Regions from separate parts of the Homo sapiens genome. Here all the other regions are linked to region 3. Evidence: chromatin contacts called from ENCODE Hi-C data. All regions are on one chromosome and are shown on one strand. The core of a region is the stretch at or near the end of the contact, and the rest is flanking DNA. Distances in the headings are between cores, read along the strand shown.

Region 1 (3,273 bases), core at 706-3,205, 2.0 Mb after region 3:
TGCTTTATTGGTATAACTGGAAAGTCAAAAGTTATGCATAGTGTAGGTTTGAGCAAGCAATTCTAGGAGTATCTAGTCACACTGTGTCTTTTCTGAGATATCTGGGCTATTTTAGCTTGAAGATGAACTCATACACAGTTGTAGGTCCAGGTCGGGGTCCTCTACGTATTCTTCATCCACACAATATCTGGGAATGGCCTTCTCAAAACATAGACCTGAAACGAAAATTGTTGCTAAATGCTCTTCCAGTTTTGCTTATACCTTTCTCTGTCACCTCAACAGGAATTTTCTTGCCCAAATATGAAGCTCTTCGTACTAAGTAGGTATCTGTTGTTAGTGGTTAAGAGCATACCCCCTTCCAGAATACTGGAGTTAAAGGCATGATTGCTTTACATAATTCATATTTGAGCTTGGGAAAGTTATTTTTCTTCTCTGAATCTGCTTCTCCATGTGTAAAACATGAATAAAATATTACCCACTCTATGGGGACTAATGAAAATAAAATGCATTCGACGTAGTGAGCACATGCTGGCACGCAGAAAAGTAAAAATTATTAGCTATAATTGTGACTTGAACTGGATTTAGAGAAAATGTGATAATAATTTCACTGGCAGAAGTGGATTGGTACTATGTCCTCAAATTGGGTTGGGTCCTGTTGTGTATAAAATGGGCCGGGCGCGGTGGCTCATGCCTGTAATCCCAGCACTTTGGGAGGCCGAGGCAGGAGGATCACCAGGTCAGGAAATCGAAACCATCCTGGCTAACATGGTGGAACCCCGTCTCTACTAAAAATACAAAAATTAGCCGGGTGTGGTGGCGGGCGCCTTGTAGTCCCAGTTACTTGGGAGGCTGAGGCAGGAGAATGGCGTGAACCTGGGAGGCGGAGCTTGCAGTGAGCCAAGATCGCGCCACTGCACTCCAGCCTGGGCGACAGAGTGAGACTCCGTCTCGAAAAAAAAAAAAAGATTCTATGAAATGAAGAGGCTAACAAGAAATTTGAAATTCCTCTTTTTCCGAGGATCAGAACTACTCCACCTTTATTATTTACATATAGTAATAAGGATCTGATTGATTTATTGGGGATCGTTGACTATTTATTAATTGTATGTATAAATCAGGTGTAATGTAATTTTCACATTTTTGGCAGTTGAAATGTCATAAGTGCTATTTTTTTCCCTAACTTTTTCACTGTTTCTAACATAAGTGAAATGAAAATTAGGAACTTTAAAGACCAGGATTTACCAAATGGCATTGCAAGACCATATGCACTAGCCTGAGAAGTAACGTTATTCCTTTCATGGTTCTTTGATGCCATGTGGACACACACAAGAATCATTATGACATATAAATTATATATACTATTTTTTAATTATAATTTCTTCCATTAAAAGTTTCCACAATATGCTATGCAATGCTTAATTGGACATTTTAAAGAAATAATTATTTCAGGTTTAATTAATCTTAGCCCTTGTTGGCATATGTTGCATAACTTTTAACTGGAAACTGCTAGTTTTATGACAGTAGAAACAAGCTAACAAAGGAAAAATTAAAACTACCACAAAAACTTAATACCCGTCCCTAATTTTATAAACATATCAAAATAAATGCCTTGGTTTCCTTTTTGATTACTCAGTAACTGAGTTATGCGTGTACAGTAGGCCTATCTCCCAGAAGATATCACTGGCTCTGAAGGGAAGCTTCAGACTCTCCTCTCAGAAAGCCAGAATGTTGTTTCATAGAATTTAATCTAGTCCTAGAAATCAAACCCTACATAATAGTTTTGACTACCATGGCATTCTTTGATTTGTTAACTGTGCTCTCTCTGTTTTCCCTTTGAAAGCTTGTAGAATATTTTATAATTAAAGGAACGAGCAACCTGAAAAGATCTTTTTTTCAGCTTGATATTCCATACATGTATGTTTAATCTCTGCCTCTGACTCACTGCCTACTTTCTGTGATACTGAGCAGAGAGAATGCCAGGACTGTAGGGAATGTACCAAAACCACTGAGGTCACTTTATAAACAGAGTGTGTTTAAAGGAGGTTTAAAGAGATCCTAGGAAATGTGAGACCCATAGAAGTTCTGCCCAGGGAATAGATACCCCCACCCCCTCACTTACTAATTCTCTCTTGCTCAATCCATGGAAAAAGATTCAATCAGACAAGTTTCTGAGTTTAAGGTCAATTTGAAATTCTTTTCCTACCTCTTTTCATTTTTTCCAAGCCAAACATTTTACTGGCTCTGAGGCAAAAGCATAGAAGTTTATCCTTACTTGCCCTAGACACCCTGTTATTTTCATTTTAAATAACCAGTTTCTATGCTTGGAGCTTTTAACCCACTGAGCGAGATTTCTCTGGATTTTCTCTCCTCCAATTTGTCTCAATTTGTACTACTTTTTAAAAACACAGGCCAGTGTGTCCGATTTTGCTTACCCACACGCAACCAGCATCATACTCCACCTGTAAGGGTTTCTTTCCAGCGATTGCCCTAATTTTCACCTCGTCTTTGTAGTAGAAGTCCTATAAACATTGTCTATAAAGACAGTCTCAATACTTTTATCTCCTATTTTCTCTTTGATCTATTTTGACTAGGTCTTTGTTCCCACAAATTAATTGATACTCAAAAAAGTCACCGATGACTTCTATCTTACAAAATCCCATGGTCATAGGTATAAAATCTAAAACTATAAAATTTCTGGAAGAACATTAGGAAAAATTTTTAAACGTGTGTTAGTTAAGCAAAGATTTCTTAATTGTGACAGCAGAAGCAGGATTTATGAAAGAAAAAATGATATTTTGGGCTTAATCAAACTTAGAAACCTCTGCTCTTTGAAGAACATTAGTAAGAGAATAAAAAGAAAAGCCACAGACTCTGAGAAAATATTTGCAAAGTAGATAACTGATAAAAGTCTGGTGGACAGAATACATACAGAATATTCATATCTCACTAATAAGGGAACAACAAATTCAATGAAAAAAATGGATAAACGATGTGAATGGATAATCCACCAAAGAAGATAATAGAGTTGGAAGATAAGTACATGAAAAGATGCTCAGTATCATTAGTCATTAGGGAAATGGAAATTAAAACGACAATGATATGCCATCTTTTAGGATGGCTAAAACTAAAAGAAAAAAACCTATATAGCAACTAGAATTCACTTATATTGCTGGTAGTCATAAAAAATGGTTTAACAACTTTGAAAAGCAGTTTTAACATTCAGGTTTTTTTTTTTTCATAAAATTAAACATACAATTATCATATGACCCAGGA
Region 2 (3,310 bases), core at 127-2,626, 2.8 Mb after region 3:
TGACATTCAAAGATATCAAACTACAGGGGACTGCCCCAGCATCTCTTGAAGTTGCATAATTGGCACGGTGGCTGCACCCTCTTCTAAGATATGTAGATAGTGCCCCAAGATGAGGGGTGTAAAAGCCTGGATGCTGTGGAAGCCGTCCTGACTGTTGAGAAGAACCAGAAGCTGGTCCTTCTGTATCTGCTTGCCCTGGGTTCTGCCCGCACAGACTCTATCTTGGTGACTTCCTAGAGAGCCATTTCCTAGACGAGGAGGGAAAAAGAACTCAGCAAGAAGACCGGTGACCACCTGTCCACCCTTCACAGGCTGGACTGGGCCAGTCTGTCTTCCAAAACCTCCCCGTGAAGCAGCACTGGAAGGCTCTGGAGCCCGTGTCGTTTGAGAAGCTTCTCTGCATCGCCTGGTACCAGGGCTTCTGGTACCTCCATCCACTAGGCAGCTGTTTAAGTACCTCCAGGGTATTTAAAAAGCTCCAGGCCCTGTGTCTCAAGCTGTGAACCAGTTGGAGACAATAAAGCCTTTTGCAGCAAAACCAATAAATAAAGATATAACCACATAAAATGCCAGCCAGATATTATTTGTTACTAACATATTCATAACATACTTTTAGAGAAAAATAATTTGTTTACAAAATAAACTGTACCGTGTGTGTGTGTGTGAGAGACAGTGAGAGAGTGAGAGAGAGAGAGAGACAACTTAATATATTCCCAAATTGTGGGGTTTTTCAGTTTTTCGTATTTTTTGGTTTTACATTTTTTACAATAAGCATATTGCTTCCACAGTTGGAAATAAGTTGTTCTAGTTTTTATTAAAATAAACAAGAGAGTACAGGATGAGCTGTGAACAACTTTAGATTTGGGAGGGATGCTATATCAAGGGCTTATCAAAAGGCCATCTTACTCTCCTCTCTTTTAACGAAGGCCTCTCAGTAATGCCTTCTCGATTTATTTTCCCTTTTCTCCTCTCCAAAGCATTCTTCAACTTGTTTATGGCCAGGTATTTTGTTTCCTATTGATTACTTGCTTTTTAGTACACCATGCAATGGTGTGCCCCCAGGATGGATATCTAACAGAATCAAGGCTGCTTCAGACTAGTGACATCTTTGTCGAAGGTAACGCAGCTTGACCCTGTGGAAAAAGCAGCTGCTTTGGGTAAGGAGAGCCGTGAGGAGTGAACACTTAAGGGCTTGGAGAGAAGAAAAACAAGCATAAAGGTAACAACCACAATTTTTAGAGAAGGAAGATAAAGGAAATCTGATTTAAAGCTATCTCCTCAGTCAGCTCAGCCTAATGGGTCCTGGCATTCTGGGTGGCACTCTCATGCATCCACGAGGGGACTGGGGTTCAAGGAGCAATCAGATTTAAGACAATTGGCATTCAGCCTCCGCGAGGAGCAGGGACAGAGGGCTCTTTGTTGAATCAGGCAGCCAGAGAGTACCTTGTGCTGAGCAAGATCTGGATTAAGGGCGTGCATGCTCGCTTGTCACAAATGTTTTATTGTGTGTCTGGGCAAGTCATTCTCACTTGTTAAGGAACAGCCAGGGTTTTGTTCTGTATGGGCCTAAAATAAACCAGAAAAATCAGAGGGCCTTAGGGTGGGAGGGAGCAGGAGGAGTAAGAGTTCAGGTTTATGGTCTATTTCTGTTTGGTTAGCTCTTTGGCTTTTTGAATAAAAAACTTCCCAGGGATTTTAAGGTTTAAAGTCTTCATTATCTCTAATTTTAAAGGGTCATTTATGCTGATAATTCTTAAATCTCAACTGGAATAAGAAATTCACTCGTTATCTCAATATAAATGTCATCTTGGTAAAGTGCATTACATAAAATCAAAGTGTCTTAACTCTGACACACCAGATCAGCTGAGTTAAGACAATGGCAACCAGTGAAGCGGCCTATTTTGAGTGTAGTTTTCCTTCATATTTTTTTATCTATGTCTCCTTTCGAAAAATATAAAAGTCTCACAGACACAGTTATTTGAAATACCACTAACGCAATGAAAAACAAATCAAACACTGGGAATGTTTGCTTTTATTTTTTCCCAAACTACACATTCTCGTTTCCCCATTCTGACATTTCCCCAAATCTACCACCTCCTCCCAGGACTGTGTGATCCCTATTGATAACCAGTAATTGTTTTCATGTAATCAGAAAATCTGATCTCTAATCTCAAGCACTGTTTTAACTTAGCTGCCTCCTGTGCTTGCATAAGTTACTTATTCTCTCCAGATCTCAATTTTTCCATCTATCAACTGTGGATGCTATAACCTGTCTTTTTATCTAACAGGGTTGCTGAGATTCAAGAATGACAACAAATTTTAAGACACTTTGTGAAATAGAGAACAATAGGAGTTATGATGTAAGGCCTTCAACTTTGTCATTGAAGTATAGCTAACACACAAAGTCCACATCCTACCCCAAGAAGGAACAGTAGAGCTTACTCACAGTGTCCTTTACCTCTGGGCATCTCAAAAGGACAATTGAAAAAACTGTAAATGTGCTCATTGCTTTTGAGAGAGTCACAAAGTTTAGGGCATGGCTTAAGCCCAAGAAAATTAAGCAGCCTGTGGAAGAGGATAGAGATGATTGCACTGGATGTAGCTAAAGATGGCAAAGTGTTTGCCAATGAACAGATGTAGACCTTGAAGGAGAAGAAGACAAGGTGGGCTGCTCTTGCTTCCTGTATACTAGGATCACAGAGAGGGATGGTGTGCCGGAGGTCCAGACGTATGTGCTAAGTTGCTAACAGCTGCTGAAAGAACCAAAATAACCACTGGAATAGAAATGCAGCCTCCCAAGGCAAGACTCTCCTTGACATGCACAGTCCCCAGCAATGACTGTCAGCAACAGCAAATGACAGCATCCCAAGACGTAAGAGATGAGTTTTAGCCATCTACAAGACCTAGAGAAAAGAAAACCAGATGGCCAAGTAAGATTGCCCTATTCCCTTTCCCAGTCCTCTCTTCTCACACTTAACATTGGTGGATCTGTAATGTGTGCTTGCTAAAGCTGGAGGAGGTGAGGAGGTGAGGAGGTGACTGAGAAGCAGGCAGAAACCTATCCCAGGGCCTTTTCCCAGGCCAGGCAAACACCAACCTAAAGTTAGTCGAGAGTAAGAAATCCTTTTCAATAAAAACTAAAGCATTTATTAATATTTTGGCCTGGACACATTCTACTTACTGAAGCACACTGTATTTAGTGACTTAAAGTGATTATGGATCTTTCTAGGTAAGAGTAGTCACGTGGTTTACCCACATTTCCATCCTGAGACAGAAGATAATTATGCACCTGCCCATTTCACCTTGAATA
Region 3 (3,539 bases), core at 730-3,229:
TTCACCATTGTCTCTGAGATGTGGGGAGGGGGGTTGGAAGATTGATTCCAGGAGAGGGCAGCAGCGCTGTAAGCATTTAATTTGGGTATATCCTTTCTCTGTTCCCTTGGCTTTTAAAAATTAAGTAATAATGTGTTCTCTGTCTCTATTACCTTCACTAATGAAAAAAAATAGGGTCTGTAAAGCTATTTAATAATCTTACAATTTATTAATTTATTAGTTTCACATTACTAAACATGGCAATTGTGGAAAATACAAAGCTACTGAAAATTATCCTCATATATAATAGATCTATTTGAAACATTTTGGTATGATTTAGACCCAGTTTTGTCCTGACTCTGTGTGTGATTTGTATAATAAGAAATTGAAAAAAAGGCTTACTAGCTTAAATAGCTTTAAAAATATAAACTGTGGGAACATAGGACTAATTGGGCTTGTTGAAAGAATTTTTAACAGATAAACATTAATTTTTATTAAGCACAGACCGAATTGAAAAAGGCTAAACTTACATGTTAAAATAATTTGGCAATCTAACTGCAGATTCAAAATTTCTGAAAATGTAAATAAATTAAAATGTAGGCAGTGTTTTACCATCTGTAATGAATTAGCATTCCATTTTTACCAGCTGCTGCTGGGGTTTTTGAAGCTGACTCAGGATCTGAGCACCCTGGTGGGTTTCTGCTGATAAATATAAGAACCTGTAGTTTAAAACTGGCAGAGCTGGACTGGGGATTAGAAAAGTCACTGCAACTTTAAGCAGCAGATTCTTTCACTTGGGGCAGGATGTAAGGGTGTACTTTCTCTAAAGATGCCGTCAGTACAAATGCGGAGGATAGATTACTACTGCTTGCTGCTAACATGACAGGACATTCAGGGTGCCACTACTGTTGAGTGTGGAGTCAGCCTTGGAGGAAAAAATCCCCAAAACCTTCTTTGGCAATTGTCTCTTATGTAGTGGACATATTTTAGGCAAAATGACAGCATTTGTGCATTGATGGGATTAATGCTTCATTCTAAGGATTAAATTCGTTAATATTTTTTCTTTGTGTACTTTTTTATTCCTAAAACTTTTATTTTGAGCATGCAGGAGACAGGGATTTCTTGGAAAGAATATGAATTTTGAAGTCAGGCAGACCTAGATATGAATGCAAATTCTGTTGCTTCTTAGCCACTTGTAACAGGCAGGCGTAGAATTCAGTGTGTAATCATTAAACATTTTGTTTTCTTTCCTCACATTGGTGAGGATAGTTTTCTTTTGAGTATTTGCTTTAGTGCCTTTAATTAATGAAAAACAACTAGTTAAAAGGTTGGCTAATTCCTTTATGATATACACACACACACGTACACACAGAGCTACCTATCTCCTCTCTTACTTTTTATTGTCAGTCTTTTTATTACAAATTAGTCTTCTACATATTATAAATTTAAATGCTAACTAGAACCAGCTAAAAAGTCAATACACTTGTTCAATCAACACTTTTATTTAACACATAGTATGTGCTGTGTATTGGAAGGTCTGGTGATGATGGTTCCAATTCTGGCCTTCTGAAGCTTATATTCTAAATGGAGGATGCTGTAGACTGCTGTGAATACGGTGGAATCAATAAGCATTTACATTGTGATGGGAAAGACTTTTGTGGTTAGGGAAGCATTCCTGCAGGCAGTGTTGTAAAATGTGGAGCACTTTACAAAAAATATGTTCATAATAGCAATTACGACTGAGGGATATGAAAACACCTCAACTGTTAAATAAGCATGGTGATTCTGACCTGGACAGATTTGTGAACGTCATCTACAAGTCTTTGCCATCTAATATCTGATGAGATTTAGGGATTTTTAGCCTAATATCTTGAAAGTATCCTTGGAGTTTTCAGATCCTCACTTTGTCCAAACTTGCTGTCCTGTTCCTGTTTTCACAGAAACTTCAGGTGTCCTCACAGGCTGACTAGGACCAAGGTATACCTATCTGACCATTATGCGGGCCAGTCTGAGGTCACTGCCCTGGGGCTGAGACCTGTGTCACTGATTTACTAGTGACTCACTGTGTATTACCGCAGCTGGCCCTTGACTCTGCTTCCTCAGCTGTAGTTCAGTATGAACTCAGAAAACTTGTTTGTGACCCGAAATTAGTTCTGTGTTCATTTCTTACTCTTACTCATGCACACATGACTCATGACTTAGTCCTTGTTTTAAACTTGTGCATTAGGGTAGCTCTGAATTATGTCCTCCTTCTCCTAGAAGCAGAACCTCTTATCCTGTTTTGACTTGGCCCTTGACTGCTTAAAATGTCTGTAGTTGGCTTTGTATGGTTATAATCCTAGCCCCTTAGGCTGGGAATTTTGGCCATCTGTGGTCTCTATTTCTAGCCTTAGCCCTAACCACCCCACTTCCTGCTGCTCCTGTCAAATGCACTTACTTATACTTTTCCGTATGTGTCTCAAGCTTTCCTACAAAGATGATGGGTCTTTGCTGACCCTATTTCTTTCGTTCAGGATGAGCTCAAAATTACCACATTAGTTTTGAAACTTGCTCTAATTTCTCCTACCAGGAGGAATTTCTTCCTTCTTGGCAATACTGTGGTATTTAATGGTATTTTACTGTTTTGCACTTTGTATTATACTTATTTGTGTTATGTCTTGTCGCCCCTACTAGACTGTAAGATGATTTTATCTGTATACCATTAAGTGTCTCATACATACAGATTCTCAGTAAAATTTTGCTGGTGGAATGGAGTGGAGACCCAGGCTTTAGATAGTAACTGGGAACAACAAGATCGAATTTCTTATCTGTTCGTACCTAATAAGCTCCTCTCTCCCCTCGCCCATAGGCTTTGCTTACCTGTCACAGAACCTACCCTGCCTTTTTTCCTACATGCGGTATTATTGTCCTGAACTCCTTCAAGTGTTAAGTAAATCAGTAAATCTTTAAAGCCAACCTTAGCGGCCAGGTGCAGTGGCTCACGCCTGTAATCCCAGCACTTTGAGGGGCGGAGGCCGGCGGATCACTTGAGATCAGGAGTTCAAGACCAGCCTGGCCAACATGGTGAAACCCCGTGTCTACCAAAAACATAAAAAATTAGCCGGGTGTGGTGATGCATGCCTGTAATCCCAGCTATTCAGGAGGCTGAGGCGCTTGAACTCGGGGAGTGGGCGGAGGTTGCAGTGAGCTGAGATCATGCCACTGCACTCCAGCCTGGGTGACAGAGCAAGACTCTGTCTCATAAATAAATAAATAGCTAACCATAGCAACTCTATCAGATTTTAAAGAAATATCCCCCTTCGGCAGGGCATGGTGGCTCACGCCTGTAATCCCAGCACTTTGCGAGGCCAACGTGGGCGGATCACCTGAGGTCAGGGGTTCAAGACCAGCCTGGCCAACATGGTGAAACCCTCTCTATACTAAAAATACAAAAATTAGTCAGGCATGGTGGCGGGCGCCTGTAATCCCAGCTACTCGGGAGGCTGAGGCAGGAGAATCACTTGAACCTGAGAGGCAGAGGTTGCAGTGAGCCGAGATCGCACCATTGCACTCCAGCCTGG

What was found. A loop is a pair of places that touch in the nucleus more often than their neighbours do. Pooled maps may share reads with other maps.
Region 1: a map of Calu3 shows a loop between it and region 3 (2.4-fold over the local background). The contact joins two enhancer-like sites. A Hi-C loop is called at or near these places in 2 of 168 maps with a recorded cell type or tissue (Calu3 and PC-9) and 2 of 50 pooled maps.
Region 2: a loop to region 3 is called in a map of chondrocyte, with 3 times the contacts of the local background. The contact joins two enhancer-like sites. A Hi-C loop is called at or near these places in 2 of 168 maps with a recorded cell type or tissue (Calu3 and chondrocyte) and 2 of 50 pooled maps.

The regions. Positions count from the first base shown.
Region 1 is chr6:22,879,201-22,882,473 of GRCh38, forward strand. No RefSeq gene overlaps it. Among named protein-coding and RNA genes, the nearest start is that of LINC03005, 160 kb to the left of the region's middle. Within about 2 kb of position 1,956, at least 5 of the 41 ENCODE cell types and tissues checked have a DNase peak (open chromatin) inside an H3K27ac peak, as active enhancers do; they include PC-9, where a contact is called at or near this core.
Region 2 is chr6:23,649,460-23,652,769 of GRCh38, forward strand. No RefSeq gene overlaps it. Among named protein-coding and RNA genes, the nearest start is that of NRSN1, 480 kb to the right of the region's middle. Within about 2 kb of position 1,377, at least 4 of the 41 ENCODE cell types and tissues checked have a DNase peak (open chromatin) inside an H3K27ac peak, as active enhancers do.
Region 3 is chr6:20,875,517-20,879,055 of GRCh38, forward strand. All of the region lies in intron 9 of CDKAL1 (CDKAL1 threonylcarbamoyladenosine tRNA methylthiotransferase), which reads left to right. Among named protein-coding and RNA genes, the nearest start is that of CDKAL1, 340 kb to the left of the region's middle. RefSeq lists enhancers at 1,565-2,764, 2,108-2,337. Within about 2 kb of position 1,980, at least 17 of the 41 ENCODE cell types and tissues checked have a DNase peak (open chromatin) inside an H3K27ac peak, as active enhancers do; they include PC-9, where a contact is called at or near this core.